2 separate regions of the Mus musculus genome follow, and region 2 is linked to region 1. The links are chromatin loops, found by intact Hi-C in ENCODE. Cell type or tissue: left cerebral cortex. All regions are shown on one strand. Each heading gives the region's core, and the rest is flanking DNA. Links, peaks and the distances in the headings are about the cores only. Region 1 overlaps Zfp395 (zinc finger protein 395). Region 2 overlaps Ints9 (integrator complex subunit 9).

What was found. A loop is a pair of places that touch in the nucleus more often than their neighbours do. Peaks named below come from ENCODE experiments on the same cell type or tissue, not always from the same donor. Only the 100,000 strongest peaks of a DNase experiment are listed, where the experiment ranks them.
Region 2: a loop joins it to region 1, with 4 times the contacts of the local background. A loop is called at or near these places in 9 of 42 quality-filtered maps.

The regions. Positions count from the first base shown.
Region 1 is chr14:65,376,976-65,385,308 of GRCm38, forward strand. All of the region lies in intron 1 of Zfp395 (zinc finger protein 395), which reads left to right. Among named protein-coding and RNA genes, the nearest start is that of Zfp395, 22 kb to the left of the region's middle. In left cerebral cortex, for the core only: CTCF peaks have their summits at 909 (motif pointing right) and 4,819 (motif pointing left); DNase peaks (open chromatin) are centred at 4,753 and 7,378; H3K27ac peaks cover 555 bases.
Region 2 is chr14:65,022,378-65,030,710 of GRCm38, forward strand. Ints9 (integrator complex subunit 9) reads left to right here. Exons shown (of 17, transcript NM_153414.5): 11 at 4,028-4,088; 12 at 6,509-6,680. Among named protein-coding and RNA genes, the nearest start is that of Gm52118, 20 kb to the right of the region's middle. In left cerebral cortex, for the core only: CTCF peaks have their summits at 2,313 (motif pointing left) and 3,975 (motif pointing right); DNase peaks (open chromatin) are centred at 1,622, 3,218 and 3,984.

The DNA.
Region 1 (8,333 bases), core at 53-8,052:
GCCCGTTCTTTTCCTCTGTGTGTGTGTGTGTGTGTGTGTGTGTGTGTGTGTGTGTGTGTGTGTGTTCAGAGCTAGGGGTTGAACCCAGAGCTTTGGTGCATGCTATTTCAATGCTGGCTCCCCCCCCTCCTTTTCATCTTTTAAAAACTTTGAAACTGAGTCTCACTAAGTCCCCAGGCTTGCCTTGAACTTACTGTGTAGCTTAGTCGGGCCTTGAACTTGGAATCCTCTTGCCTCAACTTCCCGGTTAGCTGGGATCACAACCCTGCCTGCACTATAAGGCCTGCCTCTTATGAAATCAGTCTTAGAGCAGAGTTTGAGTGCTGTCTAAGGCCCTGCCTTGGGCGGGAGAGATGGCTCAGTGGATAAGGACACTTGTTGCTCTTGCAGAGATCCTGGGTTCTGTTTTCAGTCTCCATATGTTGGCTCGCGTCTATCTGGGACGCCAGTTCTAGGTGATCAGATATTGTCTGCGGACCTCTGTGGGAGCCAGGCACGGACATGGTACACATATAAAACACTCAGACACATTAAAATATGTCTAACAACCAAAAAAACTGCTTTACTTTTTCTAAAAATGTGTATGAGTGTTTTGCCTATACGCATGTATGTTTATACATGTGTGCAATACCCACAGAGGCCATAAGAAGGCACAAGAACCCTTGGAATTGGGGTTGTGAGCTGCCATGTGGGTGCTGGGAATTGAACCTGGGTCCTCTGCAAGAGCAGCAAATGCCCTTAACAGCAGGGTCCTCTTTCCAGCCTTCTGCCTTGCTTTGATGTCTACCTTCACGTCAGGGGAAGCAGCAGGTCCTTTTTAGAACTATTTTTTTGTTTCATTTGCAATTTTATTTGTTTTATGTGTATGAGTGTTTTGCCTGTATCACTTGCATGCAGTGCTCAAGGAGGCCTGCAGAGGGCATCAAATCCCCTAGAACTGGAATTATAGATGGTCGTGCATTGCCATGTGGGTTCTGGGAACTCCACAGGATCCTCTGCTGGAAGCAAGTACTCTTAACCACTGAGCCATTTTTCCCGGCCCCAAACTATTCTTGAATCTGGGCCCTGAGAAGATTTGATTGAAATAACAAACCTTGAGTGACAAGCAAAGTATGACAGTCTGCAAAAGGCTCTGTAGTCCCAGCGCTGCTGGTTGAATATTCTTCAGCAGAGGCTTCTGGGAAGAGAAGCTTATCAGTTATTCCACCCTGCCCCCAAACTGGGAACATCTGCAGAAATCCGTGTCTGAACCCCGAGTCATCTGTTTCATAGTCACATACCTTAAACATAATTTTACCATTTCTCGCTCACTGTGCATGTTTATGTATGTATGTATGTATGTATGTATGTATGAATGCTTACATGTATGTATGTGTCATGTGCATAACTAGTGGCCTCTGAGGTCAGGAGGGTGGTTGGATCTCCTGGACCTGTTGGTTGTGAGCTGCCACGTGGGTGCTGGGAGCTGAGTGAATGAATCCTGATCTTATGTGAGAGACTGCTCTTAACTGCCAGGTGGTCTCTGGAGCTCCTTGCACGTTATTTTTAACATGCCCGTGTTTTCACATGTAGTCACGTGTGGAATTTTCAATGTTATGACACTATACACGAGCTCTTGGTGTTTGAGGTTTTCAGATGAGAGCCCTTCCTGGGTGCTAGGCTCTGTGCTGATCACTGTCTTGTTCTAGAGAGTCAAGCCAGCAGGACAGTTAGGAACAAAGGGTGCTGTGTTTCTGTGAGAACTGGGAGGAGGGGCGGAATGGGGCGGTGCGGGGCGGGGCGGGGCGCCTGTTGCTGGGGAGAGCTGTGAACTCCTTCCTTTCCCTCAGCAGCACTGAACCGCCTCTGTCACCCCGTTGAATGCCAGCTGGGCCATGAGACCCACGGGCATATTTGCTGATCAGATTCATTTGTTATTTGCTGGAAACCGGATCGGATGACCTGCTGCTCTGGCCCATCGCTGGAGTATGAAAATGGCTCTGTTACTTGAGATCATTATTCTTCCCTTCCATGATCCTGTTACATCTGTTACTCACAACAGTAAGAGGCCCCATGCTCCATTACCGGATGTTGTGGAGAGGGGTCCAGCCCTGATTCTTGATTGGCTGATTTTTATTTAAATGTCACTTTTTTTTTTAAACCTTTAGAAAAATACAATAGTTAGAATGCCCCAAGAATTCAAACTTTACTATCTGGACAGCTGATTTGCAATTTTAAAAATTCTATGTTATTTATTTAAGTTTTGGGTGTGGGTGTGCATGTCACAGTACATGTATCTAGGTCAACAGTTTGCAGGACTTAGTTCTTTCTTTCTTTCTACCAAGTGTGTCAGACGCAGGTTGTCACTCACTCACCAGCCTGAGGCCAGTGGATTTAGAAATACCAAGTAGACCGCTAATAGATGTGCAGTGCTGTGCATCTCAAGAGTATGGTATGAAACTCTTAAATGTATATGCTCCCATTCTATAGGAGTTGGGGAGATAGCTAGGAAGCGCTCTCTGTACAGGTACGAAGAGCTGTGCCCAAGTCCCTCCAACTCAGTGAAACAGTGTGGTAGCTCAAATCTGTTCCCCCAGCTTCTACAACAAGATAGAGTGAAAGAGCAGCAGGGTGAGCGTCCCTAGCCTAGGGTACACGGGTGGGTGGTGAGGACAGACGCCTGAGGTTGCCCTCCTACCCACACATGTCCCCAGAATGTGCACACACACCAAAGAGCTGGATGGATGGCTGAGATCAGAGGCTTTGGGTTAACCCTCACTGGGATTTCGTTGTCGTCATCGTCGTCGTCTTCTTCTTCTTGATTTATTTTTATTTCTAATTATGTGTGTGTGTGACTGGGTGTGTGCACGTGAGTGCAGTTGTCCAAAGAGAGAGCAGAACAATGCCGTCAGAGCTCCCATGAGTGACATAGGTGCTGGGAATCAAACTTGAGTCTTCTGTAAGACAGTTCATTCTATGAACTGCTAAGTCCTTTTTCCAGCCCCCTTACTGGGGTTTCTAACTTAAACCAGGTGGGGTTTTCTCCTGTCTCTGGGGAGAAAAAAACCCAAGTAGGTTAAGTTTTGTTGCTGTTGGTTTTTTGTTTTGTTTTGTTTTTCCCTCAAAGGCTGAGAACCACCAGCTAATGGGGATGGGATGTGACAAAGTGCAAATGGCGGCCTGTGAACCACAATGGTTATATGAATGTATTTGCTCATAATCACTGTCAACACACAGGTGTACACTGCACCTATCAGCCGAGATACTTGCTAGTCATGTGTGGAAAGAGATGCTGGTGGAGATCTGCTGGAAACAGGAGACACGGTTTCCTGACAAACTTCTGTCTTCTGGTTGAATTTAGAAAATAACATTGAAAAGAAATTCAAGTTAAAACATTAAAGATTTAAAGGAAAAAAAAAAAAAGAAACCTGGTAGTTCTCCAGTAAAAGATGAGGACGGTACCCAGGATATTAAGTACTAAAAACTCAGGCTACTGTGTATGCGCTGGGTGTGAGATCTCTGTAAAGACACGAAAACAGGGGTTTAATAGGAGCCTCTTGTCTTCATTTCAACCCTCATCATCAACTTGGTGAACGTCAGGGCTTTTGCAGTTAGAAACCTCGCTGTAAACCTCACCTCCTCAACTCTGACACAAGTCCCATGCGTTGTGTAATAAGCCGCTGGCTTCTGACCTGTGTCCTGGAAGTGCTGCTGGGTGATGTCATGGCATGCCGCAATGCCCCTGGGTGGTGAGAGGCACAGCCGTCAGATGCAGCTCTGTGCACTTGCAGACGTGTGCTGAGAGAAAGAGAGAGAGAGAGAGAGAGAGAGAGAGAGAGAGAGAGAGAGAGGCCGTTGTCCAGTAGCCATCATGTGATGAATGGCAGTTTGTGATTCTGGACCATCGAGTTTGTTTTACTGTTCTGTCAGGTTCAGTTAGGTAACGGAGAGCAGATGTCTGCATTAAAGGCCATTAGCACATCAGGATGCGTTTGCTGAGGCTGGTCGTTGACCAAAGCACATAAGCGATCCCTTTCCTATGGACAGCATTTGGGACTCCAGATGCCCCTTAGGACGTTCTGAGACCACTTTATGAGTTTATGACCCATCAAGGGATCTGTAAGTGGAGAACGTAAAACCGGAAAGGCAGCGTTTAGCTACATGCTGAAATCCAGTCCTCGTTACTTTACAATACAGGTTTCCTAATTTTCTCTGCTGCCACAGAAAAGAGTCACGTGGCAAATTAGAAGGCTGGCTGGTTCTGGAACCATGAGTATTTCTCAAGAAAGCTTCCTGGTGGGGGAAGAGGGTCCTGAAAGAGGCCAGCTGGAGGGTGCGTGCATACTAGGAGGCAGGGTGAGACCCGCCATGCCAATTGACCAGCTAGCACTTCCAAAATAGGTGTGACTTTGCTCCTCTACCCATCTTTCCGGCCAACTTCTGTCATTATTGCCCCATTACTTCTGAATCCTGAAAGCATAATGTGTGTTTTTGAGTGGATTTTTGGAGAAAGTAGCCAGCCTGTGGAAGCAGGCCAGGAGCAGAGTTGCCTATTTGCGCAGATCTCTCTGGCTTCTGGAAGGTACAGGCTTACCAACCAACAGAAGAGCATTCTTTAAAAAGAAGACAGGCTTCCAAAAACAGCGTCAGAGTTTGTTGCCCAAACATCTCAGGTTCTTTCTGAAGACTGGGAACCAAGGTTTGGAAACACCGCCGGCTTCATTTTCAGTACTAGAAACCCCAAACTTCCGGCTCAGCAAAGCTCCTGGGTTTCTTTTGGGGGAAGGGAGGGCAAGCAAAGGACTGCTGGTTTCTCTGTATTAGTACTGCCACCTGTTGTCAGTCAGTGACATTACACGTTAGCTTTCTTTTGCTCTGTGCTCCTTTTTTTCCTGTGCCTGTTCTTGAACCTAGGGCCTCTCTTACACCAGGGACACTCTACACTGGGTCACACAGCCTGACCGGTGGCTGCAGTTTAAAAGCCATTTATCTGGGGCACCTTTTATTTTTAATTTGTAGTCACAAAGTTCTCAGAGTGTGAAGGCACCAGCCACCTAACTTGGAGATTCTGCATGCCATATTCTTGCTTTGTTTCTTGGGGACTCCTGATCAAGCTGCCAGTATATCAGATTACAGACTTTGAGCAGAGAACTGGCTTTTCCTTTCTCCCCTCCCTCCCCTCCCTTCCCCTCCCTTCCCTTCCCCCTTCCCACCACTCCATTTGTTAATTCATTCTTTTGTTCTTTTTGAGACTGGCTTTCTGTGTAGCCCTGGCTGTCCTGGAACTCAGACCAGGCAGGCCTTGAACGCAGAGATCCGTCTGCCTCTGCCTGCAGAGAGCTGGGCTCAAAGGAGTGCTCCACCATCGCCTGGCTGCCTCTTTCTTATTATCCTTTTGCTGTTATTGTTTTGCTTTTTCTTTTTTATTATATTTTTAAAATTTAAAACAGATTTGAACAGATCGAATTGAAATGTTTCGATCATATTCTTCAGTCCATCCAGTCCATCCAGATCTTCTCCCCTCCCCTCCCTATCCAATTTTAAGTTCTTTCTCAAAGCAAACAAAAACAAACAAAAATCCAACACAACAACACCCCCCACCCACCCAACACCAAGAAGACAAAATAAAGCAACACCCAACAGAAAGAAAAAACACAAAACTTCAACAACAGCAACAACAACAAAAAGTAGCAAAAAAGCCTCGTGCAGTTATGTTGCTACTCCTGGACGTGAGGCCTGCCCTGGAGGGGTTGACACACCCAGTGCCATTCCTTCGGGGAAGATTGATGTCCCTCTCCCGCAGGCGCAAGGATCAGTTCTATTGACCACCTTTACCCAGGTGGCTAGCTTTTCATTCATCGTGTGTTTATCCATTTAAGAAAGCATGACAAAGCCTGGCACAGGCCTTAACCCCATCTCTCGGGAGGCAGGTAGATCTTTGCTAGTTCAAGGCCAGCCTGGTCTGCAAAGCAAGCTCTAGGACAGCCAGGGCTACACAGAGAAACCCTGTTTCAAAATACATCCCCTCCCCCCCACCTCGGGGGCCCCCCAAAGTGTAAGATAAAACACGAGCTATCACATGGAAGTTGGACAGGACAAACCAACATAAGGAAAAGAGCCCAAGAGAAGACACAGCAACCGGAGAGCCTCTTGTTTGCACATTCAGGGACATCATGAAAACACTATGTATGGGCTTTGCTCCTGTTGATTTACAGGGCCTTGTTCTCTGGGTGTTCCCATCCCCTCTGGCTCACACTCTCTCCACTTCTTTTATAGCTATCTTTTCCGTCTTGGTTGCTAGTAGAACTTGCTTGGCTAGTTGGGGAAAGAAGGGGGGGTATGGGGGAGGGTTGAGTCTGTGACATGGGACCCAGACAAATCAGCCCTGAGGTACTTTTGGACTAGGGCAGACAGTAAAGGCTTATAGAACAGCTCAAAGACATTTGATGCTGACAAGTGTTTAAAGGGTACTTAGGGCTAGGAGATGCCGTTTGCCACAGTTGATTATTTGTGTGGGTATGGAGGTCAGAGAGTAACTTTCAGGAGTCAGATTTGTCATGGGGTTGTCAGGCTTGGTGGGAAGTGACTTTACCTACTGAGTTATCTCTATGGCCCGAACAGCATTCTGGTTATGAATTGGGGAAGGAAGGGGGGTGGCAGGAGGGGAGAGGGAAGAGGAGGAGAGGAGGAGGAGGAATGTGCTGGAATACTCTTTTTGTTGTTGTTGTTGTTGTTGTTGTTGTTTTCCAAGATAGAGTTTCTCTTTGTAACATTGGCTGTCCTGGAACTCACTCTGGAGACCACCAGGCTGGCCTTAATCTCAGAGATCCTCCTGCCTCTGTCTCCCTAATACTGAGGAACTAAAGGCATGCACCACCACTGCCCACCTTTAGGATACTTTTTGAGATATTTAGTCTGTGAACAATTAGCCTGATGGTGTTCTGGGCTGGGGAAGCAGCAACTGGAATCAGGTCCCGAAAGCCCTGTTGGCTTTATTGCCCACCCCAGCCCAGCCTCACCACACCTGGAATGTGCCCTATGCACATTCAGCTTAACAGACAGTCCTGGGGCAGCAGAGACCCAGAGGAGTGGAGAGGCACGTGATAGGGGGGGGGGGGTTAGGGTGGGGTGGGGTGGGTGGGGTGGGAACAGACGGACAGTGTGCTTGGCAGAGGCTGTTTTTCCCTCTTCTATTTAATGATTTATTGTTTTTACTTTCTGCATACAAATGCTTTGCCTGCATGTCTGTCTGGGTCTGTGCTGGTGCTGGCAGAGGTTAGAAATAGGAATTTGAGTTTCCATGTGGGTACTAGAACCAAATGCCAGTCTTCTGGAAGAGCAGCCTGTGCTTGTGACCGCGGAGCCACTTTCCAGCCCTGGTGGTGTTAGTTTCTAGGAGAAAAACAGCTCAGTGCGTTTCCAAGGTTGTCTGCAGCTTTGAAGGGAACCCAGCCTACGAGTCTGTGTGGCTAATAAAAGCCCTCAGGACTGATCTGGCAATAGCGGGGGAAGGACCCTCACTAAGGAAGCCCTGGTGGCTGTTTTTACAGAACAATACTTCCTGATGTAGAACAAGGTTAGCTGGCTTATTAAGTGAAAACAAGCTTACCAAAAATGATTTCATTTCCATAGAAATAAAATGTGACCGAGCTGGGTGATATTAACTCTTACTTAGGGTCTTAGCACTTTAGGGGGCAGAGGCAGGAGGATTGCCACAAGTCAAGGCCAACTTGACCTGGATAGTAAGTTCCAGGCCAGCCATGGCTATCTAGCAAGACCTTGCCTCATAAACAAAGCAACTACAGAAAGTATGTGAACACAGTTAGAGAAGGAGAAGTGGGATGGTCTCAGGAAAGGACCTGGGAGTCGGGGCTGGGGCTGGGCTCGGTTAGTGAAGGACTTGCCTAGCGTGCACGGAGTCCACGGTTTGGTCTCCAGCACTGCATAAACTGGACGTGCTGGTGAATGCTTGGGTGGTGGGGTAGGGCATGAGAAACCCAAGGTCATCCTCCGCTGCGTAGGAAATTTCAGCCTGAGCTACATGAAACAGGAGTCTTAAAAAACAAAATAAAAACTAGCAATCGGGGGGGGGGGCAACTGGGTCTTTGGGGAGGCAGGTTCCCAAGTGAGTTTATTTACCTTGAGTTGATCGATATTTGTTACATGTCCTCCTAGGAACAGGGATTATTATTTCTGTAAAAAGAAAAGATAGAGCAGGCCATGGCGGCCCAACAGGTAAAGCAGCTCGCCACCAAACCACCAAACCTGATGTCCTGACTTTGATCCTTGCTGTCTACATGGTGAAAGAGAGAGCTGAGTCCTGCAGGCTCTTCTCTGACTGTCACGAATGTGCC
Region 2 (8,333 bases), core at 329-8,328, 350 kb before region 1:
ATATGATGATAGCATTTGCCTTAGGTAAGTTACTAAAAGTGGAATTACTGGAATAAAGGGTAGGAATATTTTTAATGTTCATTATCTAATACTACTTGCCAAAATATTTTTATGTAAATTATTCCTTTTTTGCCCATTTACCTCTTAAAGGTTTTATATCTCTATTACATATTTGAACTCTGTGTATATATTAAAGATATTAACTTTTTGTTAACATACTTTAGCCATTTTTCCCAGTTTGATACTTTTTTTTTAATTTTATCTTGGATTTCTTTCAGTTTAAGTAATAAACTTTGTACCTTAGAATAATTTTAGATTTACGGAAAACCATAATGACAATAGAGTTCCCGGACACCTTTCACCTACTTTACCCCAATGTTAGCATCGCTCAGGGCAAACACATTTATCAAAACTAAAAAAGGGAGTGGAGGAGCTCTGAGTACTGCTCCAGAGGACCCAGATTCAGTTCCCAGGACCTGCATGGCAGGTCACAGTTGTCTGTAACTCCAGTCCCAAGGGATGGTAGGCCCTCTTCAGCCTCTGCAGGCTGTGCACTGCACATGTGCTACACAGACAGACATGCAAGCTGAGCACACATACACATAAAATGAAAATAAGCAAATCTTCAGAAAAGAGAACAAGAACTAAGAAGTAATAAGAGAGCAGGGGTAGCAGTGTATGCTTGCAATCTCAGCAGTTAGAACCCTGAGGGAAGGAAAATCCAGAGTTCAGAGCTAGCCTCAGCTACATAGTGAGTTGAAGCCAGCCTCAGCAACATGAAACCCTGCTTCAAAGAAGTGGTGTTAGCCGGGCAGTGGTGGCGCACTCATTTAATCCCAGCACTTGGGAGGCAGAGGCAGGTGGATTTCTGATTTTTAGGCCAGCCTGGTCTACAGAATGAGTTCCAGGACAGCCAGGGATATACAGAGAAACCCTGTCTTGGAAAAAAAAAAAAAAAAAAAAAAAGGAGGAGGAGGAGAGGAGGGAGAAAGAAGAAGGAAGGAGGAAGAAAGAAAGAAAGAAAGAAAGAAAGAAAGAAAGAAAGAAAGAAAGGAAGGAAGGAAGGAAGGAAGGAAGGAAGGAAGGAAGGAAGGAAGGAAGGAAGAAGGAAGAAAGAAGCAGAAGAAAGTGGTGTGTGAGCCCATGCTGCAGTGTCCATGCAGAGACCGGGCAGCCAGGCAGGCACCACAGCTTGGAATGTCCTTGGCACCCACAGAATGAGTGTGGCTGCCTAGGAGAGGAGCAGTGTCAGCGGCAGCTCCTCAAGAGGGCATGGGGAACATTAGGGAAGAGGGAGAAGGAAGGGTGTAAAGAGGAGAAAGATGGGGACGTATGATCTTCCCTCAGAGAGACTTAGCGATCATGGTTTACCAAGGAGAGAACTAGAGTAAAAGTCTTCCTCCTTTTCTAAGCTCTCCCGCTGTTAGTCGCTGCCCTCCTCCTAGCCAACTGCCATTCTCCTCAGCTACACCGGGAGTCCTCTAGGCAGCTGGACACTGTCTGAAAGCAGCAAGGGACTGAAAGTGTGAAAGCGTCATTAAGGCCATTCCAGTGTGACCTGGAGCCCAGTCAGGGTCAGAGTCCCCACTGGCTTTAGACTCCCTGCTTTGCTTTGCTAGCCCCCTTTGTACAGCGGCCTGCAAAGCACTTGCTGCCTAACAGGAATTCGGTTGCTTAATTGAACAAGTGCTAGCTCTAGAGTGGAGTAACTCAGCAAGGGATTGTGGTGGAGCCAAGTTAGGCCTGCTAACCCCAAGCCAGGACCAACATCACTCCATTCCAGCTCCCTGCCTCCCCCCTTTCTTGCTTAGAAGAGTGTTCCGGGGGGAGCACCCTCAGGCCCAGCTGCTTACTTGTGTCTGCTCAAAACTACTCTGTGCTTCCTGATCTCAGGGGCATCTGCTGTAGTCTGCAAAAGCCCCCTGCTCCCTGCTCTACCAGTATCAGCCCCAACTCCAGATAAGGACACTTTTGTTTGCTTGCTTGTTGGGTTTGTTTTCTTTTTAGGGGAGAGGGAAATTCCCAGAGCCTCTTCCTGAGCCATAGTGCCCTCAGGAGTGCAGGACTGCAGTAGCTGTAGCTTTGGGGGGCACAGCATCTTGGGGGAGGGGTGACGGGTATTACAGACTCACAGAGCTGAACTCCAGCAGCTGCAGTCTCAGCAAGGTGGAGGTCCCTATCTGTTGTGCCTACGTGAAGATTCTAGAACTGAGGGGAGGACATATCTCTTAGCAGAAAGCACTTTCCTGTCACTTGCGGGTCACTAATCTGCAAGTGGTCCTGTGGTCCCTTCTGCATTGCCCTCTACTGTTCAGGGTACAGTACTAAGCTCTCAGATTTCTCCCTCCTGAACCTGAAATGCAGACACAGCTAGTGTCCAAGAGCTAGTATCCATTTAGATGTGCAGGTGATTCTCTGAAGGTGTCTGCCATGTTTTTACCTTCTCCCAAAAAGAGATTTTTACAGAAAGGTGAAAGCGCTGGAAATATGGCTCAGCAGTTAAGAACACCGACTGCTCTTCCAAAGGTTCTGAGTTCAATTCCCAGCAACCACATGGTGGCTCACAACCATCTGTAATGGCTCACAACCATCTGTAATGGGATCCGATGACCTCTTCTGGTGTGACTGAAGACAGCTACAGTGTACTCACATACATAAAATAAAAATAAATCTTTAAAAAAATAATAATGAAAGGTGAAAGAAAACTATAGATAGAAAAAAAATAAATACATTTTGGGGACTTAGTCTAAATTCTCACCTCTGAACCTATTGTTTTTACAGTACTTTGACAGGGTCCTTAAAAGAGAGTTCCCAAGCTAGGCATGGTGGTGCACACTTTAATCCCAGCACTCAGGAGGCAGAGGCAGGTGGATCTCTGAGTTTGAGGCCAGCCTGGTCTACAGAGTGAGTCCCAGGACAGTGAAGGAGAGAGAGAAAGAGACAGACAGACAGACAGACAGAGACAGACAGTCAGAGCCCATCGGCTGGCCAGTTGTTGAGCTTTCTGGTCTTGTTTGTCACATTGCAGTTTCCGAGGCTCCTCTGTAGCTTTTGTTTTGAGCAAAGTCTCTCTAGGTATGTAACCCAGTCTGGCCTCAAACTCTAATCCTCCCATCTCAGTTCCCTACAACTGGTGTGAGTAGTGCTACTGTAATGGAGAGGGCGTGGGCGGCAGCAAGAAGCCATGTCTCAGAAAGGCACTAAACATAACATGGTGTCTCAGACTGGATCCTGAAACAGGAAAAGGACCAAGAGTGGAAAGCAGCCCAGATCCAAATCAAGTCTGGGACACAGTGCCAAGGCAGAGTTCTTGTCTAACATGCACAAAGCAAAACTCAAAACAGTTATAAAAATGGTAGCTCCAAAACCTGAGTGTCTAGTGTACAGCCCCTGCGCGGCTGCCCGGTCTCTGCACGGGCACTGCTGCATGGGCTCACACACCGCTTCTTTGAAGCAGGGTTCGTGTTGCTGAGGCTGGCTTCAACTCACTATGTAGCTGAGGCTAGCTCTGAACTCTGGATTTTCCTTCCCCCAGGGTTCTAACTGCTGAGATTGCAAGCATACACCACTACCCCTGCTCTCTTATTACTTCTTAGTTCTTGTTCTCTTTTCTGAAGATTTACTTATTTTCATTTTATGTGTGTGTGTTCAGCTTGCATGACTGTCTGTGTAACACATGCGCAGTGCACAGCCTGCAGAGGCTGAAGAGGGCCTACCATCCCTTGGGACTGGATTATTTTAAACAAGTAGGGGTTTTTTGTTGTTAGTTTGGTTTGGTTCGGTTTGGTTTGGTTTTGGTTTTGGGGTTTTTTTTGTTTGTTTGTTTTGTTTTGTTTTTGTTTTTGTTTTCATAAAAGCTGTACTTACCTGAAACAGCATCCTGCATGAGCCAGGCCCAGCTTTTATTCAGAGTCAATGCCAGAGTGAAAGCTTTAAAAAACTGGAGTGTTTAGTGTTTGTGCTGCTGCCACTAGGTGGCAGTAGACGCCCAGTACACTGCCTAACACCTGTGTCTTCCTCTTTAAAGGCTTTGTCACAACAAACAGAGTAAAGTTTACCTCCCAGAACCACCTTTCCCACATGCAGAGGTAAGAAAATACCAAAAGGGCCCAAACGAAATGTGGGTGGTGGTGTGACATAGGATAGTGGCAGTCTTCATGCCTAAAACAGCCCTAGGTAGAGCCAGGTAGAGTGGCAAACGCCTGTAAACCCAGCACTGCGGGAGCAGACAGGTGTGAGTTCCAGGCCAGCCTGGGATCCAGCAACACTAAGTCTTAAACTATACATGCGCATGCGCGTGCGCGCACACACACACACACACACACACACACACACGCTGTGAAAGGGGCTGAGTAAGGTACAGACCTTTAATCCCAGCACTGGGGAGGCAGAGACAGGCCAGCCTGGTTTACAAAGTGAATTCCAGGCCAGTCAGGTTTACACAGCAAGACTATAATTCAAAAAAATAAATAAATAGAAAGGTTGAAAAGTACTCCAGCACACAATTCATTTAATTAATTTGCTCCCTCTAATAAACACATCGTATTACCATAAGTCTGGGCAGTTCACAGCCCTCCTGTTATAGCTTATTCCGGGGAATTTTATTCTGATATCTACTCCCACCTTCCATAGGAGCAAATCTATTACCAAATGTTCTCTCTAAGGGCTGGAGAAATGCTCAGTAGTTAAAATTAAAAGCACTGGATACTTTTCCAGAGGACCCAGGTTCAATTCCCACCACCACGTGGTGGCTCACAAGCATCTGTAAACTCCAGTTCCGGGAGATCTGACTCAATATATACAGGCAAAAATACACACATTAAATAAAAGTAAACATTCTCTTTAAAATGTTCCTTCTAGACATGTCAATCATATATGTAAAATTTATTTAATTTTCAAATTATTTATATATATATGTCCATATATGTGTGCATCAGTTACCAACCTTAATCCTCCCCCCCCCCCCCACCTTGGTTTTTTGAGATAAGTTTTTTTGTTTTTGGTTTGTTTTGGTTTTGGTTTTGGTTTTGGTTTTTGAGACAGGGTTTCTCTGTGTAGCCCTGGCTGTCCTGGAACTCACTGTGTAGACCAGGCTGGCCTCCAACTCAGAAATCCGCCTGCCTCTGCCTCCCGAGTGCTGGGATTAAAGGCGTGCGCCACCACGCCCCACCACGCCAAGCTGAGATAAGTTATCCTACAGAAGCTGGACCTTATTAATTCAGCCAGGCTGGCTGGCTTTCAGGCCTCAGAAATCCTCCTGACTGCACATCCCCAGGACTGGGCACACATAGGCACACCAGCTTTTCATGTGGGTGCTGAGGGCCCAAACTCAGGTCCTTACAGCAAGCACTTTACCAACTGTGTATTCCCTGGACCATATGGGAAGTCCTGTCCTTATAGACCTGCTGGGTGTGTCTGTGCCTCTGTTTGATCCCCATCAGTGGTTTGCATCTCACTCGCTTTCCTCTGGGTGACTCGTGGTATTATTACTGTGTTATTGCGGCCAGTCATCAGTCCTATATCACAGATACACAACAGTGACTTAATTCACTCTTAATAGTTCTCCTGTTATTGGACAGGTTATTCCTTGATTTTTGTTAAAAGAATTCTCGGCTGATATCTCCATTTCAGAAACAGCAGTGTCCGACACAGCTATAAACACACTTGGTGCCTCTGTTCTGTATACCATAATACACGAGAATATTGCCGAAAATGCACAAGAACTCTGGATGATGCCCCTACTGTGTACTCAAAGGCCCATCCAGAGTTATGTGGGCTTTGTGGTGCAACCTCTGCCTCCACTCCATTGTCTTTCCCAGAATGCCAATGTTCAACCAACGTAGTGTGCAGCCTCTTCATATTCTCATCTTTTGCTTAGTAATGCATTCATCTCCATCTTCTCATAGCTTCTTCAGCACTGAATTCATAGTCCATAGTCTTATCTTGATGTGCCAGTTTATCCGTTTACCAACTGCAGGACATGTTAGTTGTTTTCAAGTGTTGACAGTTGTAAGCAAACTGCTGTACATGTGGATCTTAAGCTATCAGCTCCTTTGAGTTAAATATCAAAGGAGCATGATTACTGGGTCCTCTGGTAAGTGTATATATACAACAACAAAGTCTTCCACAGTGGCTGTGCCATTTCTCATCCCACCAGCAAGGAGGGAGAGAGTCCTCTGTACTACACTCTGGCCAGCATTTGGTGTGGTGGGTCTAACATCGGCCATTGTACTGGATAAGGAGCAGCGTCTGCTGCTGTGGTTGGCATTTCCCCACTGGTGCCTGGTTCTAAGTGTCTCCAGATACTCACTTGCTGTCTCGCTGAGTTATCTCTGCCGACCTCTGGCATAAACCAGGTTGTTCAGGTTGGACAGCAGGCCTCATGCAGGGGTAGCTTTTTAGTCTTCTCCTAGTCTGTGGCCTGCCGTCTTCGATTGTATTTTTTGGTCATTTCTCCAGCACAGCTGGGTTCCGCGGCCAACAGCACTTGGGTTTTTGTGTGTTTTAGCTCATTCAGACGAATAAGCTGAAGCACTACCGCAGCATCCACGGTGACTTCAGCAATGACTTCAGACAGCCGTGTGTGCTGTTCACCGGACATCCTTCCCTCCGCTTTGGGGACGTCGTCCACTTCATGGAGCTCTGGGGGAAGTCCAGCCTCAACACCATCATATTCACAGGTAAGGGTTAGAGTCCTTCCATCGGGCTGATGGTGCCTGAGCCTACAGCGCAGAGAGGAAAGCATAAATATAGCCCATCAGCCTTGCACACTCTAACCTCAGCACTGGAGAAGCTGAGGCAGGAGGATCGAATTCCAGAGCACCCTGTCTCCAAAACTAAACAGGAACAGCATAGATGCAAAGGAATAAAGGTGAAGCCATGTTGGGCAACTGTTGATCAAGCATAACTTTCATTTCTGTTCCTTTTTGGTTTTTGGGTTTTTTGTTTTGTTTTTTTCAATACTGAACTCTATCCTGCTTTGGATAGGATTTTATAAGGTGTTGAGAACCTCGATGATTCTAACCTTGGTCTGCTCTCCCCAGTTAGGGTTGTTTAATTAGCTGGGCCTTGGATCTTTGACTCTGGTCTGCTCTGGTTTCCAGCTACTCTTCTGGAAACAGAGTCCTCAGGAAGGAACAAAGCCTTCAGTGAGATGAGGCCAGGCAGAGGTGACTTAGGGATCCCCTATTTTATCACTGTGAGGTCTTCACGCTGCGTGTAAGCTTAGCAATCACACAGGCTGTGAAGTCAGGATCTCGAAACCTCGGTATAGCCTCCAACATGCCCATCTCCATCAGTCAGTATCACTCAGGGTTCTCTAGGGTGTAGAATGAATCTCTCTCTCTCTCTCTCTCTCTCTGTGTGTGTGTGTGTGTGTGTGTGTGTGTGTGTGTGTGTGTGTGTGTGTGTGTGTGTGTGATGTATTAGTATAGCTGTGAATGGAAAGTCCAGTAGTTGCTCGGTCTCACGAGGCTGAATGTCTCAGCTGGTCTTTAGTATATGCTGTTATCCTGAAGAAATAGGCCAGGGAAGGGATGCTGTGCCAGCAAGGGGAAGGCAAGCAGGCGAAGAGCAAAAGTTTCCTTCTTGTCCCTATGTAGGCTGCCAGAGAAGGTATAGCCCAGATTAAAGGTGTCTTCCCGCCTCAAAGGTCTGAACTAGAAGTGGATTCACCACTTCAAACCAAGCAAACATAATCTCTCACAGGTGCCTTCTATTTCTGGATGGTAATTTGTTCCAGATATAGTCAAGTTGACAACCAAGAATAGCCATCACACCATCCCTATCATCACCTTCTTCTCTTCTCGCGGGGACGGGGTGACAGATTCACAAATGTTGGGCTCATTCCCCATTGGGTGCTGCCACAAGAATTCCACAATTAGTCACCTCAGTGGCCTGTGTAGAAGCAGCAAGAAGCTAGCCAGGATAGGATGATTACTCATGGTGGGCTGGGAACAGTGTTAGCTTTCGTGTTTGAGCTGGATTTTTGGAGAGGTTTTCGTAGATTTGTTATAGTCTCACCTTGGTGCCCCGTGACATGTGCATCCCACAGGAAGACACAGTGACTCAGCTGTACCAGGAGTCCTGTCCCTCAGTGAATGACCATAGTACATTAATTCACAAAGCCCAAAACTTGGACACCACTAGGATTTTGCTGAGGTTGTCAACACTGTGGTAAGGGAGTGGTTGGTCGTTCCTGCTCTCTCTGGTAAGCTATGCTGATGTGACAGTAGTTACAGAGTCCCATGGGCACAGTGAGAGAAGCCACTCGTGATAGCATTGGCACCATGCAGACATTTCACTGGCTGCTGTGGTTTCTAATCCCCACTCAA